Regions from separate parts of the Homo sapiens genome. Here region 2 is linked to region 1. The links are chromatin loops, found by intact Hi-C in ENCODE. Cell type or tissue: IMR-90. All regions are shown on one strand.

Evidence for each region. A loop is a pair of places that touch in the nucleus more often than their neighbours do. Peaks named below come from ENCODE experiments on the same cell type or tissue, not always from the same donor. Only the 100,000 strongest peaks of a DNase experiment are listed, where the experiment ranks them.
Region 2: a loop joins it to region 1, with 5 times the contacts of the local background. A loop is called at or near these places in 19 of 110 quality-filtered maps.

What each region holds. Positions count from the first base shown.
Region 1 is chr6:10,411,616-10,419,615 of GRCh38, forward strand. TFAP2A (transcription factor AP-2 alpha) reads right to left here and starts at 3,459. Exons shown (of 7, transcript NM_001372066.1): 1 at 3,326-3,459. The coding sequence starts at 3,376. It overlaps TFAP2A-AS1 (TFAP2A antisense RNA 1), which reads left to right and starts at 703. Exons shown (of 3, transcript NR_033910.1): 1 at 703-752; 2 at 3,066-3,436; 3 at 3,672-4,554. RefSeq lists a silencer at 943-1,302 and enhancers at 2,683-3,340, 3,341-4,000, 4,659-5,316, 5,317-5,974, 7,293-7,950. In IMR-90, a CTCF peak has its summit at 3,640; a DNase peak (open chromatin) is centred at 666; H3K4me3 peaks cover 3,835 bases; H3K27ac peaks cover 2,385 bases; H3K27me3 peaks cover 7,307 bases.
Region 2 is chr6:8,978,346-8,986,345 of GRCh38, forward strand. The region is part of intron 2 of LOC105374914 (a long non-coding RNA gene); the gene reads left to right. Among named protein-coding and RNA genes, the nearest start is that of HULC, 330 kb to the left of the region's middle. RefSeq lists an enhancer at 4,831-5,125 and a silencer at 5,031-5,080. In IMR-90, a CTCF peak has its summit at 4,981 (motif pointing right); no DNase peak of the experiment used is centred here.

The sequences.
Region 1 (8,000 bases):
ACGAGTCAGGGTGGAAAAAAACAAGCAAGCCTGGAGCGCCCGGCTGCCCCGCCGCCCGAGCGCGCCCCACACAAAAGGCGCCGAGAGCCCCGCGCCACCCAGGACTCCAGTCACGGCGCCGACGCTCCCCGGAGCGCGGGAGCCCGGCTCGGATCCATCCGAACTTGAACCACCGATTCGCGCGGCGCCTTCAGCTGGTCGAACCCACGGTCTCTATCCTGCCGCGACTGGTTATGATTCAAAGTTCTTTAAAAATGAAAAACCCCAAAAAAGGAAAAAGGAAAAAGTATGTGTGAGTGTGTGGGTGCGTGCGTGTTCCTTAATCCGTGTCTCCCCCTCTTTTCTTAGCGGCGGCTTCGCTTGAGCTTCTAATAACCGCGCTGGGCAGCGTTCCTGGAGCCTCCTAATAGCAGATATTCATGACTATTAATATTACACGAATACTTAATAAGGGAAGAATGCCTGGAAATCGAGCGTGAAGCGGAGAGGCAACTCGCGCCGGAGCCGGCTCTCAATGCAGTCCATTGACGGGAGTCTCAGTGTAGCAAATCGGAGTGGGGAGAGGGAGCGCGAGAGACAAAAAGCGAGCGAGAGAGGGAGCGGGCGAGCGCGCGGGGGGCCGCGGCGCGGCGTCTGGCGAATCACAGGGAAGGGGCAACATTTTAAAAGGTTGCAGGGCATGCAAAAGTGAAAGAGAAAGAGGCAGAGAGGGAGACCGAAGGAGAGAGCGCAGAGAGGGAGAATGTGTCTGCGTGCGTGTGTGAGAAAGAAAGTGTGGGCGAGGGAGAGGAGCCCCGGGTGGGGAGAGGGGAGGGAGGGAAGGAGGGAGAGCCCGAGAGGAGGAAGGGAGGGAAAGAGGGAGGGAGGAAGGGAGGGAGGGAGGGGGAGGGGGCCCAGCCGGAGCGCACGGAGGGGGAGGCCGCGGGGGAGGGGGAAGGGGAGAGGAAGCGAGCGAGGACAATCAGACCTAAAAGGCTGGGGCAGACCTCGGGATGCAGCGGGGGTCGTGCGTAGCGGGTAGGAGCTGCTTGGGACCGCGTCCGGGCGCTCGTGGGGCTCTCGGCGCGGCAGGCGCTTCCCGGCCCTGTCTGGCCGCGGGCTCCGCCGCTTCGCAGCCGAGTCTGGGACTCGGGACTCGGCTGCCCGCTGCTGCGCGGCTCCTCCATGACCCGGCGCCCTGCCCGGGACCGGCCCGCTCGCTGCACTGGTCCTCTCCTCGGCCTCCTCTTGAGCTTTCCTCGGACAGGGGCACCGTGCGCTCCCCGGCCACCGTCGCTCTGCCCTCGGCTCTCTGGGGCCGGGGATTCCGGATCGGGAGCCGGGATGCGGGCCGGGGCGCGCACAGACGCTAGGCGGCCCAGCCCGGGCGCCGCTGGCACCGGCTCGCGGCTCCCGGCAAAAACCCGTCCGACTGGCTGGGCCACTCCCGCCTGACGCCCCCCCAGATGACACGACTAGCTCTCCCGGCGTGCTGCCTTTGCCAGTCTACCCGCCAGGTTGTCAGAACAAGCGGCACCTCGCCTCCTGCGTGTCCCTACAGAGCCCCGGCACAATCAGACTGCCCCAAGCCAGCTCCGAAACCCGAAATCCCCGCTCCGGCGCTTGCCCACCACGGCCAAAGTTGTGGAAACAGCTTTGACTTTATTCTCCTCTCTCTCTCATCTTTTTTTGCCTCGCTTACACACGCATTCACACTTGCCCCCACAGGATCCCTCTAGGGGTGCAAGTTCATCCCCCACCTAGCCACCCACCCCATCCAGTCGGCACCTAGAGCCGCACGGAGGTTCGGACCCCGCCCGCCGAGGGCGCCCACACCTGGAGCTGGGTTTCGGCCTCTGCGAAAGTGAAATGCCCAAGCCTCCGGCCAAAGCCCAGACCAGTACAGTATGAATTGTCCTATGAGACTGAGGGGTTCGGCTTCATTCCTACCTGCCCGCAAAGCTCGCCCCCAGCCTCGAAAACAAAGCGACTGGTCTGACGTGGGGTCCCTGCGCCCCTCCTCTAGCGCGACAGGACCCCCCCAGGGAAGAGCCAGTACCCGTGGGATGTCACCCCGTCCCCATCTACCGGGGTGGGGGGCCTGAAAGGAGAACGATTTAAAATAATCTTCAGAAAGAAAAGGGAGGAGGGAGCGGGTGACACATCGTTCACATAAACCCAATTTCTGGTTTCGAGTGAAGTCAAGATCTCCGCCCCTGCGCCTGCACACACACCTCCTGCCTAACATTCTCAGCTGCAAATGCCAAAAAAGAAAAAAAAAAAAAACAGCAAAAGTTGGGACTGCCACCTATTTATTTAGGTAATCTCCAGCCCTACACACCCCAACCCCTCTCTCGGACTCATTGCTCATTACAGTGTTGGTTGTAACCGTTCCCAGCGCCTCCTGCGGGTGGACAGGTCGCGCTAGGGTCTCCCTTGCTGCCTCAAGAAGGCGAGCTCAGGGGACTCTGCGTTTTAAAATGGGTTCCAAAGCGGCGCGCTCTGTCGGCCCAGCGGGCTTGCGGCACCAGAGGTGGTCTGCAGCCGCGCAAGGATTCCCACGGTCGTTCTGGGCTGGTGCAGAAGCTGGTGCTCCCGCACCCAGCGGCCAGCAGGCTCGGCGCAGCACATCTCCCCACCCCACCCCCACACACCCCCGTGGGGTGCGTCGATCCTGTAGCTCAGAGGGAGAAGCTACTTAGAACTTCGTGAAGCACAGAGGATCTGGAGCGAGCCCCGCAGCTGGGATCAGTGGTCTTAAGTTGAACCCGCTTACAGGAAGATGCAGCCCAGCTCACAGCGAAGTGTGGGGGGGCCGTCTCTAAAGCCGAGAAGGGAACCGCTTTAGAAGTGGGGGTGGGGGGAAGAAAGAATGAATGAATGAATGAATGAATGAATAGAAAGAAGAAGGAATATTAAAGATCGGAGAGGAAGTTCAAGAGAGAAAAGAGTTTTCTCTTTCCTTTCTGTTCCTGGTGACTTGGGCCCTCAATCTCGATGAAGATAACACGAGGAGTGCACAGGCAAGTGCCCAGTTGCCAGCAATTGCTTCAAAAGCCCATGTTCTTCTTTTCCCCCATTCTTAGGCACAGCCAAAATTGGTCAGAAAGGGGAGTAAAGTGGGACACGAGCTTCAAAGTAGGGAAACCAAAGAAGGGAGCATCCACGTCCTCTCTCTGCAGCTTCTCCCCCGCGTTCTTCGGGCGAATCCGAGGGACGGGCGCTGCGCTGGGGAAAGTTTGTCCCACCCGCGTTTCGCAGCTGGTTGCAAGGAGAGGAGGAGGAGAGGGAGGGTCAAGCTCGGAGCCTGTGACCGCACGGATGATCGAGCCGGCGTCGCGCTTACCTCGCAGTCCTCGTACTTGATATTATCCGTCAATTTCCAAAGCATTTTCATGGATCGGCGTGAACGGATATGCCCCTCTCGGTCTCGCACCCAAGTGGAGCTACTCTCTGGGTGAGCGCAAAGTGCTGGCTGCCGGCGGTGAGCGCAGGAGGAGGAGGAGGAGGGAGAGGAGGTGGAGGAGGAGAAGGAGGAGGGAGAGGAGGAGGGCAAGGAGGAGGAGGAGGAAGAGGAGGGCGAGGAGGAGGAGGAGGGCGAGGAGAAGGGCGAGGAGGAGGAGAGAAGGGAAAGAGCTCCCGTGTGCGCTCGGAGATCTCCCTCTAATGGTAGAAACTTTTCCCTTTTCCAGCTCTTTACCAACAGCCTAATCGCCTCATTAGCATATCAACAATAGTCCAATTGCTCGCCAGTACCACAATCTGCCGCCGGCCGCTCCGACACAGGTATAAAGGCCTCTCTACGCCGCGAACTTGCTTCTAGAGCGCACTCCAGCCTGCGAACTGATAAAACCTTCCTCGAGCTCCGCCGCGAGGCCCTGCCCCAACACCCCCTCTCTTACCCCAATTCCGCCACATTCCCCTTCCTTTCTTTCTCCGCTTCCTTTTCTCCAGAGATGCCTTCTGCAAAGCCCGGCACTGCTCAAGGTCCAAGCGCCACGCCTGGGGCCCAGCTTCTAGCACTTCTCCCTTAACCCTGCTACCACGATCCGAGCTGCCCTTTTGGCCCCGTGCAATTTTATTAGAAATCATTATCCCTTTCGCAATTAAACATAACCACCAAACCAAGACCGGCGAAGTCACTCCAGGATTTTTTCCCAACAAGGGATCGCCTCCGCTCGAGGCAGCCACCCCCTCGGGCCGCAGCGCCTTGGGAGTTTTATTGGCTTTGAGCTTTCCCCCAGGTTGGAGATTCTGCCAAGCGGCTCCGGTGGCTCTGCTGGGGTTTGCAATCCCTTAATTGCAGCGTGTAAAATAAAAGTTGTACCCTGAAGAGGTTACTTGACAGCTCCAGGGGTTAAACAATTTTTCTCCTGTTTGTGTGAAGCTAGGGCCAACTGACAGTTCAAATTGGTGTTCAGGCTAAGGTTTCCTGGGTGCAACGTGGACACGAATACAGAACTCCTATGGAACTGCACACCCGCTTCTGAAGTTGAGCCTAAAAACAGACGTGTGTGTGCCTGCAAGTCTAGATACCGTCTCGTGCGTGCATCAAAATAAATCACCGGGAACCGACTTTTAGCTGTGTTAATCTGCTCTAGTTTTCCCAAGATTCCCCTTTTTAATTAAAGCAGGGAGAGTTCCTTCATGATTTGGTGATGCTACTAACGCGGGCGTGCTCGCGAGGCAGAGCCCGGCTGCCGCGGAACCTGGAGGCCTGGGAGCCACCTACTCGTCCAGACTGGTCAGTCCGGGCTTTTGGACTCCTCACCGGGGCCTGCTGGGTCCTCTGGGGCTTTTATCCCTTTCGGTTTTGGGATTTTTTTTTAAGTAAGAAAAAAAAAAAAGAAAAGGACCTAATGTGACACTAGGAAATACAGAGTAATTAATTTTCCTGGCTGAGCTTCCTCGTTTGTCCTCCAAAAGAAAGTTACCTCTGTCTTTTCTCTCTGCTATATGTACAAACTCCTTAACTACACTAGGTCCCGCCTCAGAGTTGCTCTAGTAAGGACCTTTGATTCATCTGGGCTTGTTTCTCGAAAATCTCCAGGCCTCCCATATTTCCACCGGGCGTTCCTAAAAGGGGATGGGAACTGTGGCAGATTGGAGCATTCCCTCACAGGTGGAAGGAAGGCAGGAGCTGGGAGAACTCCCCATTCCACCCAAGGCTGCAGAAGGGGAATTCTCCCTCCAAACACCTCAGCAAACTCCCCAAACCTAGCAGAGTAGGCAGAAGGCTCCAAAAAGCTAGGGAGAAGCCGGAGCTGGCAAGGGGCCTTACAGACCCAGGAAGCCCTCCCCATGCTCTGGGCCTCCCTTGCCCTACCTGAACTGAGCACAATTCCTCGGCTGAACCGGGCTGGAGGCTTGGCGCCGCCCTCCGTCCAGAAAATGGTCGACTTTCCAGGGCTAGACCCTGCAGGGCTGTCCCAGCCTGTCGCCAGTGCAGTGGTTTGAAGTCAGGATCTGGGCTGCCAGGAGCACCGACACCCTCCCAGCAGCGGCCATAGCCTGAGCAGGCCAAACCCTAGGCCTGAGAGCATGGGTTTTTACACTCCGTAGACGTCGCCGCGGTGTGCTTAAGGGAACTCCAAGTTTCGCTTTCTTGCCCTCTGCGGGCTTGGAAAGGCCGCCCTCCATCCTCTGCCACCCCATTTCAACCCCCGTTTCCACCTCCCCGCTGCCCCGCGCCCAACAGATCTCCGGCTCCGCACCCGCTGGGGCTGCTAAACTGTTGTTGTATTCCCGCCGAGGGCGCCATTGAGGTGCAGATTGGGACCTGCCGGCTCTGGACTGCCGCCCCCGGTGTAGGCGCTGATGAAAGGCCCGGGCGAGCGCCAGGGTCGCCTCTGGAGCCAGCCGAGCTGCATTTATGCCAGCGTCATTACCACGCTAAGTCGCTTCATTGCATGTCAATGCTCCGGCGGGGCCAGAACCCCGGGACAGCAGCGCCAGGCCTGGGGTTGGAGGTCGGAGATCCAGGCCTGACGTGGGGGGCATAAAAAGGGCGTCGCGGGGAAGAGGGAGTATTTGTGTGAGAGACAGAGTCACAAAGAGAAAGAGACAGTGAGGGGCCAGAACGACTCTCTTTTCTCCGATTGTCAATGCCCAGTGGGAGCCGGGAGCCCAACAGGCCCAGCCCATCAGATTCGGCCCCTCCGGGCCCCAAATCCGCTCGCCCCACCCGAGATCCAGGCCTCCAGCCACTTGCCTAACTGTGAGCCCGCAAGAGCCAGGCCCGCGGCTCCCTCCTTCCTCCTCCTGCGGCAGTCTCGCGGCTTTCAAACCTTAGTCGAACCCACAGAAGGCCCAGTCCCAGGCCAAACCTACTCAACAGGCACCTTCTCACGGCCTAGGAATTCTGCAGCGAAATTCACTGGAATTTGAGGAGAAAACCCAAAGACTGCTCCGAAAGGACTCCCCCAGTCTTCAGCCTCCAAATAAGAGAGTTAGGAAGGGCCTTTAGCCCACAGGGTCAGGAAGGGAAAGGTGTGGATTCCCGGGATTTGTCTCTGGTATGGGATTTGCATCCTTAAACCACGAGGTTTGTCTAAACTTGCGGATGAAATACCATTTAGTGAGGCTTAACTAGGGAGAAGAATATAAAAGAGCTCACTCTTGATAAAAGTAATAAATCCAAGGGAAAAAAGTACAGAACGCAAAAGGCCTTTCTTTCTCCAACTCCAGGTAGCTTAGTGAAGACTGCACTTCTCAGAACTTTACTTTTAATGGCCTAAATCTGAAACAAGAGAAAGAACTCGACCAGGAGTAGCAAGGCCTCAGATTTTTGGGGGGAAGTTCAGGGCATTAGATTCGAATTGTCCCCTGGGCTTTTGGGCACACAGAATCTCACCCTCACCAGGCCTCTTGGTTGGGGCGAAAACAGGGCCTCGCGGTTCTGATGATGAAATCGGCGACAGGCAGAGCCTTTTACCGCCACCATCCTGGCCAGAGCCGCTCTGTTTCCCGAAGGGAAAGTGTCTGGAAGTTGGAAGGAGAGAGCTGGACAAATGCTTCCTTGGCCAGGGTCGGAATCCGGGGCTCAGGAAGGACAGGAGCCAAGCCTTGGATGCCTTGTGGTGTCCGCGGCCTAGCAGGGCCAAGTTCCACAGGCGTTGGTTTTGGCAAATTCACCACCCCCCTGCCTCCTCACCCACCATTCTCACACTCCCTCATCCGTAGCCCAGGCGGCAAAAACCCATTTCAGGAAGTGGAGTGAGTTGCTAGCTAAACTTCGGGCAAACTTTGTATCTCCTACAGAAACACGCTGCCTCCGCGACCCAGCCATCTGGACCCCTTTCCATTCTTCACACATCCTAGATCTCCCGAAATCTGGGGGTACCAAGAGAGACAGGTGCACCAGAACCTGTCCAACACTCAACCCTGGGGTCTAGGGCGAGGCCGCAGGCGCAGCAGGCTGAAAACCTTCACCGCCGCGCACCACAACCCCAGGCCTTCTCCCTCCCCCCTTCCGAATTAGTCATCCTCCCAAGTTTCTACTTGAGGTGGGAGGGGGGTGGGGGAAACGGCCACAGCACAAACCACAAGTGACCCACCAGGCCACCTGTGGAGCGTGCGCCGGACTTCCCCGGCGCCGGGCCCCGCGGGCTGCGCGCTTTGCGCCCAGCACCGCAGTCGCTGCCTGCGCCCGTTTTTCCTGTCTTCGCTGTCTCCTGGGAGCTCTCCTGGGCGCTGCCAGGCGCGCCTCACCTACGACTCCCCTGCCCTGGGCCACGGCGCTTCCTCTCCTCCTCCCCGCTCCGGCCCCCTCCCCTACTCCACCCCTGCCCACCTCAACCCCAGCCAAGGCAAACCCCCCGTACCTGCCAGTCCCCCATTTTGGCAAGTATGGACATCGCGGCTCTGCGCTCCTGGCGACTGGTCCCCGCCGGGCATGGGCTGGAGGGCTCGGTCGGGCCAGCTCCCTGGAATCGCTTAGGCAAATCCTCCTTTTTTACCTGCTCACCAACATCTCACCTGGTCATAAAGAGCTGGGTTGCTACCTGCCGACGCATGCGCGC
Region 2 (8,000 bases), 1.4 Mb before region 1:
CCTTCCTTCCTTCCTTCCTTCCTTCCTTCCTTCCTTCCTTCCTTCCTTCTTTTTTGTCTGAGAAAGTATTCGGCTCAAGTTTTGGAAGATATTGTCACTGGTTGTGAAATTTCATTGACAAGTTCTTCTTTTTCTCTCTTAGTCTGTTAAAATGATCACTCCGATATGTTCTGGGTTTGTGTAGTTGCTGAGGAAATGTCTGCTATAATCCTTATCTTCATTCCCCTGTATAGAATGCTTCTTTTTTCTCTGCCTTCAAGATTTTCTCTTTATCTTTGGTTTTCATAGTTTAACTATGATGTGTGTAGGTGTGTCTTTGTTTTGTTTTTATTCCACTTGAGGCTTTCCAAGGGTTTTAGAGGTATGATTTAATGTTTTGATTCTTTTTGTAAAATTCTCAACTACTACTTCCTCATTTTTTTTTCTGATACATTCTCTCTCTCTTTCCTTCTTGTGGGACTCCAATTTCATGTAAATTATACCGTTCGATATTGTGCTGTTGCTCTTTGATTTTGGTGGTTTTTTTAAAAAAAAACACTTATTTTAACTCTGTATTTCAATTTCAATTTGAATTTCAATTCAAAAAATTAAATAATTTTTATTTACCTAATTTCAGACTCACTGAATCTTTCCTCATCTGTGTACATTCTATTTATGAACCTCCTAAGGATTTACTTTTTTATGTATGATTTTTTAAAATGGTTTGTTTTGGGTTTTGTTGTTGTGGTTTTTTTTTTTTTTAACTTACAGCATTTCCATTGTACTCTTTCTGTATACCTGTGCTAAATTTTCCCATTTGCCCATTCATATTGTCCATCTTTTCCACCAGGTGTCAAAATATTTAATCAATTATCTTAAAGCCTCTGTCAGTTAATTCCAATATATGAGTCATCTATCCTTATGTTGCTCACTTTTTTCTTGATTTTTTTTCTGTGTATATCTCATAATTGTTTATTGAATATCAGATATCATGCATAGAAGAATAGTAGAAATGCAGGAAGATAATATTTATACCTAGCAATGATTGTACCTCCTCTTTTGTTCTTCAGTTAGAATGTAGGGTTTGGCCAATCTAATCAGGAGTTTATGTGGTTTGGAGTTTTTGTTGCTATGATTATCTTCAATGAACTATAGACTTCAAGCTCCTCAAGCTACTCAGGATAGAGTCAGGATAGAGTCTCCTAGGTTTTTCTGAGAGTCCGTTTGTTTTTTCCCCATTCATTGTTAGTCAACACTAAATACTTGCACCACAGAGTATAGTCTCCCTCCAGGTTCTTGCCACTTTCCCAGTGATAGAATACCATACCAGGGACTTGGTGCTTGGCTAGTGGTAGAATTGGGAAAGTTCTTTGTTGTTCTGGTACAACCTCAATGTTAGGCAGGACCAATGTGTCTGGGCATCAGGAGTGATACATTTTTACTGTTTCCATACTTCCTCTTCATGGCATTTTGTGTATGTGGGGTGGGAGAGATAATTCTCCATCAGTCTCTTTCCTTCTGTACATCTGACCAGCAGACACACTGACAGCCTTTTTCTTCATTGGACTTTCTTTTCAAGAATATTTGTATAGTGAATATCTTTATAAGATAAAGATAGTGCCTTCCTCTGATGCCTGTCCTCTGCAGATTTGTTTGCTGTCTAATACAGCAACAATACTGTTTGCAGTATAATACAGACATATTTTTCTTCTGGGGCAAAAGTCAGGTAGATTTGTTTGTTGTCAATTATGAAAGATTGGAGCATCCTACATTAGGGCTCTTGTTCTGTAATGCAACTGACTGCATATGAAAGCATCATCTGACCCTCATCATCATGTCACCTTATGGGTAGTGGGGCTCAGGGTACTGGGGAAAGAAAACCATGACACTCTGACTACCACTATTGCAGTGAGTATTAAACTGCGTTCTGTCTCTGACCCAGCAGCCTCATGTCATTCTGCCAGCACTTAGAGAATTGTGTGAAACTAATGAGTTTTTAGCTTGTTAAGGTAGGGTAAAATCTCACACCCTTCATACTTCTTGAAAATCTTAGGTAGAAGTTCCCTGCCCCTCCATTAGTGGAATCAAGCCTCCACTTGAAATCTGTGTAGGATCCTGGGTCTCAGACTGTTTTGTATTTCTCCTCCCCAGGAATACAGGGTTCAACCTTTTCCCTAGTAGCAATGGAGTGTTGCCTGTGCCATAAGAGTTATCTTCTATCCAGAATCTAATTGAGTTTTCTTCTTCTCCTTTCTCATAGACTTAAACCATTTGCTTTATTTTTGTTTTAAAGTCTTCTACAAAGTGGACAGAGCCTTAACCCTCACAGATGCTAACAACTGCTTTATCAGTGCTCCTGAGAGGGAATTATTCTGGTCGCCCGCTCAGCCCTTAGTCTTTCTCCTAAGCAAATGGTAGAGACCCACGGATAAAGTCTTGCAACTTTCCTTGTGTCTAGGGCCCTTAGCAATCCCAAATGAACACATTAACCAATTCTCCTCAGCCTTTAAGTGTTCATTAAATTTTTTGCTTTTTCATTTTGTACCAATTTCTATGGTGGTCATCCTTTTTATATTCTCACTAAGCAATTTCTGACACAGTTCTTGTGTCCTGCCTCTCTTTGGATGTGATGATTCACCTTTAGAATTTGATTTACTTGTTTGCCTTTATGAACTAGACTTTTAATGAGTTTAAGACAAGTTATAGTCTTGTAGATAATGCCCATGGTCTGAATGGTTGTCTCCCCAAAATTCATATGTTGAAACCTAATCTCTAATGTGATAGTATTATAAGGCAGGTGATTGGGTCTTGAGGGTTCTGTCGTCATTAATGGGATTAATGCCCTTATAAAAAAAGACCTCAGAGAGCTAACTTGCCCCTTGTCATTTGGATAAAACTTCTAAGGTTCCTTAATTCCACTCTCTCATTTTAAAGATAAAGGAGCTATGCCTGTGGAAGGAAAAAATCAAATGGTCAAGTAAAAAAATCAAATGGCTGAAAGGCACTGTTGCCAGGAGAGTTACTTTCAATGTAACAGTACCTCTAAGGGGTTCAATTTTAGTTTGATCCAGCCTCTCTAGCCAGCTGTGTCTTTTCCACTGTATGAGGACACAGCAATAAATCACTATTCGCTAACCCAAAACTGGGCCCTTACCAGAACCTTACCTTGCTGGCACCTTGATCTTGGACTTCCAGCCCTCCCTGCTGTGAAAAATAAATACCTGTTGTTTATAAGCCACCCAGTTTTGTGTATTTTGTTATAGCAGCCTGAACAGACTAAGACAATAATCTAGCCTTTTCTCCCTGTTAGGTATAGAGCCACATTCTTTGCATGTTTCTAGTCACCTAGAGGATGAGTCTAGAGAAACGACATATTGTCTAATTCAATATTCAAATGGGATATTGTCCAGAGAAAAAAATATTGTTTAATTTGTTCACTTGACAAAGATTTCCCAAGTCTTACTCAAGACCAGGTTGTTATACTAAGCCATGTAGTGGGTACTGAAAGATGTACAAATCATGGTGGAAGAGTAATATTCATATCATTATCCAGGCTTCGGCTTGGAGGAATGCCAGCTTGGTTAGCCCATTGGCATGAATATTAACCCATTTGAGATCCAGCTACCTGGGCTCCAAGCTTTATCTTTAAGAACTCCCTACTAGTCTAGACCTTCCTTGTTCCTTCCTAGTTTATCAGATGAGTAACCACTCTCACATTACTGTTTTTCCTGTTGAAGGCACTGAAGGCTTCCTCTTTCTTCTCTTTTTCCTCACACACAGCTGGCTAGAGAGGCTGGATCAAACTAAAATTAAACCCCTTAGAGGTACCGGTACATTGAAAGTAACTCTCCTGGCAACAGTGCCTCTCAGCCATTTGATTTTTTTTCTTGACCGTTTGATTTTTTCTTTCCACAAGCGTAGCTCCTTTATCTTTAAAATGAGAGAGTGGAATTAAGGAACCTTCGAAGTTTTATCCAAATGACAATTTGTGACTCTTTCATTTTTCTTTTTTTGTCCTCATCAAGACAGATGAATTATATGATTGAGAGTTGGAAAGGAACATAGAAATAGATACACTAATCTTTTTGTCGTGAAAACGAGAAAATTCAGACTAAAGAAATTCAAATGATGTGCCCAAGGCTACACAGATGTAAAATGAAAACAAAAAATGAAGAACTAGATTTAAATCATCAGTGCTTGACCACAAGGAAGGCCTAGGAGAGGAGATAACTGCTTGGATTTGGATGAAACAAACTGTGTTCAAATCCTGGATCTATTGCTCAGTGATCTGTAAAACTTAAGCGCAGTGACAACTTCTCTAACATTCAATTTACCGTTTTGTGAAAAAGGAGTGACAGTGGCAAGATTTGTTTCCTAGGGCTGAGGTGGGCATTAAATGACACTGTTGTTGAAAGTACTCTCAATAAATAGACGAGCTTCTTTCGAACAGTACAATGCGCTTTATGATGTTGATGTATGGACTTTGATCAGTGGGAGAAATCGTCAAATCCGGGTTTCTTTGCCAAGTTTTGAATGGAAATACATTGCATTGTCTCACAGGCGTCTATGACACACAGGAAGGTCAGGAGTCCTTCGCAAATTTGGTTTATGCTATTATTCAGAATGGGTGAGTTTTAAAACTTTAATTAACCAAGTTAACCTATTTGTTTGCCAATGCGTGGAAGGTTGTATTGTTCTAACCACATTGCAACATTTTGGATAAAAGCGTAAATGTGGGTGTGGGAGGAAAAAAAAGAGAAACAGATTTGGATCAAAGCTACTGCGGAACAACTGCCACAGCACTCATTTTTTTCCCCCAAGGAATAGCTGTGGTAGAGAGCAGTGCCAGCTTGGAGTTTGCAACGTCTATTTTCTAGCCAACGCTATGATTTTTATTCCTGTTTATTGACCAAAAATTGCTTCATTTACTGAACCAACCACGTAGCGCAGCAGAGAGGCGGCTGTGGTTTCGCTGCCTGGGCCCTGAGCAATACCCACCTCTGTCCCATAGATGGCAGCATTTCACAAACAACGCCGCCACCGGGACGCATTGAGAACTCAGCTCCAGTAATCTGTTGACAGGATTAAGGACCCCTGTTGTTTTACAGGAAGTAAATAAATCCTTATGGTATTCTGGAAGGCTCAGAAGTATATGAGAGTGGTAGGAAATTGTTTATTCTATGGTAAAGGTATCAAATGAATATTTACAGCATTTAAAACAATTACCTCGGATTGATGTGGACTGGTGTTAAAACTCAGCCTGTTTGCATTATCTAGTTTAGAGTATTTGTTCAACTTTTGCCCAGTAGGTTTAGTTTTTCTGAGTACAGAATTTCTTGCTAGCATAAGTTGATGGTGAATGCTAAGGCTGATAAGATGGTGATAATTTCTCTTTAGAAATTAAAATGTTATCTATTTGTGCAAATCACTGTGTAAGAAAAACATAAACCACATGATACTGTAAACTCTAAGAACATGAAAAATAATGAAGAGAATAAAGGATGTAACAGTACAGGATGAATAGAAATATAGTAGGTGGGTTTAGGCAAAGGATTATCTTCAACTTTAAAATCCATTGAAATTGTCAATTTTAGACATGGAAAAGTTCTGTTATAAATCCAGACCATTGAATGGTTTCAGTATTCTTAAATACATTTCTGAGATATTTCAAAAACGACACAGGGCAATAATCTAAGTGAATCAGTGAGATTTACCCAGGGGTGGATTAAACAAGCCTACTCCTTAGATTTTCCACTGCCTTAGGGATGCACTATAATTTTCTATCCCTCATTTTTAGGCAACTTCCTTTACTCCATATGTTTCAAGAAGCTGATGATTTTTGAAAAGTACATTTGATTTGTGGTCATGACTCATTACCAAGTAAATAAATGATTATCATTTTGAGCTTCAACACACATTTTCTTTTTTAATTTATTTATTATTTATTATTTTTTAGAGACAGGATCTTACTATGCAGGGTCAAACAATCCTTCCACCTGGGTCTCCCAAAGTGCTGGGATTACAGGTATGAGCCACTGTGCCTGGCCCACAGCACACATTTCAGATATCCAATTAAAAAAATGATCAAGTGACAATCTCTAATAAAATGTCTGCTCTTTTATAATATGACTTGTCTGTAAAGACTTCACTAGACACTAAATTCAATTTTTCTTTTTAGATTCAAGTGTGAAGTCGAAATGTTGATAATTTATTCACAAGATAATGCCCTGTACAACTCTTATTTTTATGAAGGATAATTGGATAAATTAGCCTTAATAACCAATGAAACTCATGCTCAAGTACTGGACATGCTATTAAGTCTGTCTCCATTGGGCATCTGAATTATTCTGGCCTTCAGTTTCCATATTGGTAAGATGTCTATCATAATGATTTTATATAAAACAGTGTTAGGAATCTGATATTGACATCCAGTTTCTAAAGCCTTTCCTAAATTGTTAGGCAAACAAATGTTTAGTATTCAATTTACACAATGATATTCACTACCACTTATTAAACTGTTGCTTGTGTCGCCCCCCCCCCTTGTATTATGTCACATAATTGTGTAACTTTGTGGTGCAATCAATACTATTGATAAACAGTCAGTGCATCTTGGCTAGTCAAGATGTTGTCCGTCAAGAGTGTTTAGCTTGATAGAATTCAGCCAAGTGTAGTGAGAACATTGCACACTGTGTAGCATTGGTCACATAACTCAATAATACACAATCATAGCGATGCACAGGTGACAATAGTCTAACCAGTAGCTGCTTTTTGTTTGTTTGTTTAAGATGATTTCCTTCGATGCTCTGCATACAGCTTCAGGAAAATATAGAATGCCAGTCTAAAGTAAAACCCTTTCCAATGCATTTTTAAAAATTGTGTTAAGAAGAAATAACATGAGTTCTACCCTCTTAACAAGTTTTTAAGTGTACCATACAACATTGTTAGGTGCAAGCACAATGTTGTACCTCGGACCTCTAGAACCTTTTTTTCTTGCTTATCTGAAATTGTATACCCATTGAACAATCATTCCCCATCTTCTCCCCCTACCTCCCGGTAACCATCATTCTACTTTATGTTTCCATGAGTTTGACTGTTTTACATATGTCATGTAAGTGGACTCATGCAATACATTTTCTTGATCATTCATCCATTGATGGACATTTAGATTATTTCTATATCTTTGCTATTAAGAATAATTCTCCAATGATCATGGGAGTGAAGATACATCTCTTTTAGATCCCAATTTTAATTATTTTGAATGATTACCCAGAATAATTAACCAGAATGGAACTGCTGGATCATATGGTAGTGTTTTGTTGTTGTTGTTGTTGTTGTTACTGTTGTTGTTTTTTGTTTGTTTTGTTTTGTTTTTGTTTTGAGATGAAGTTTCGCTCTTGTTGCCCAGGCTGGAGTGCAATGGCGCGATCTCGGCTCACTGCAACCTCCGCCTCCCGAGTTCAAGTGATTCTCCTGCCTCAGCCTCCTGAGTAACTGGGATTACAGGCATGCACCGCCATGCCCAGGTAATTTTGTATTTTTAGTAGAGACAGGGTTTCACCATGTTGGTCAGGATGGTCTCGAACTCCTGACCTCCGGTGATCCGCCCGCCTCAGCTTTCCAAAGTACTGGGATTATAGGCATGAGCCACCACACCCAGCCCGTAGTGATATTTTTAATCTTTTGAGGAACTTCCATACTGTTTTCCATAGTGGCTGCACTATTTTATGTGCCCACCAAGAGTATACAAGCGTCCAATTTCTCCACAATCTCACTAACACTTTTTTTTTTTTTTATGATGGCCATCCTAACAGGTGTGAAGTGATAGCTCATTGTAGTTTTGACTCCTACTTGCCTAATGACTAGGGATGTTGAGCACCTTTTAATAGACTTGTCTGCTATTTCTGTCTTACATAGATAAATGTCTGTTTAGGTCGTTTACTCATTTTCTTAATCTGCTTATTTTTTGTTGTTGTTATTTAGTTATAGCAGTTCCCTACATATTAGTTCCCTATATATAGTTT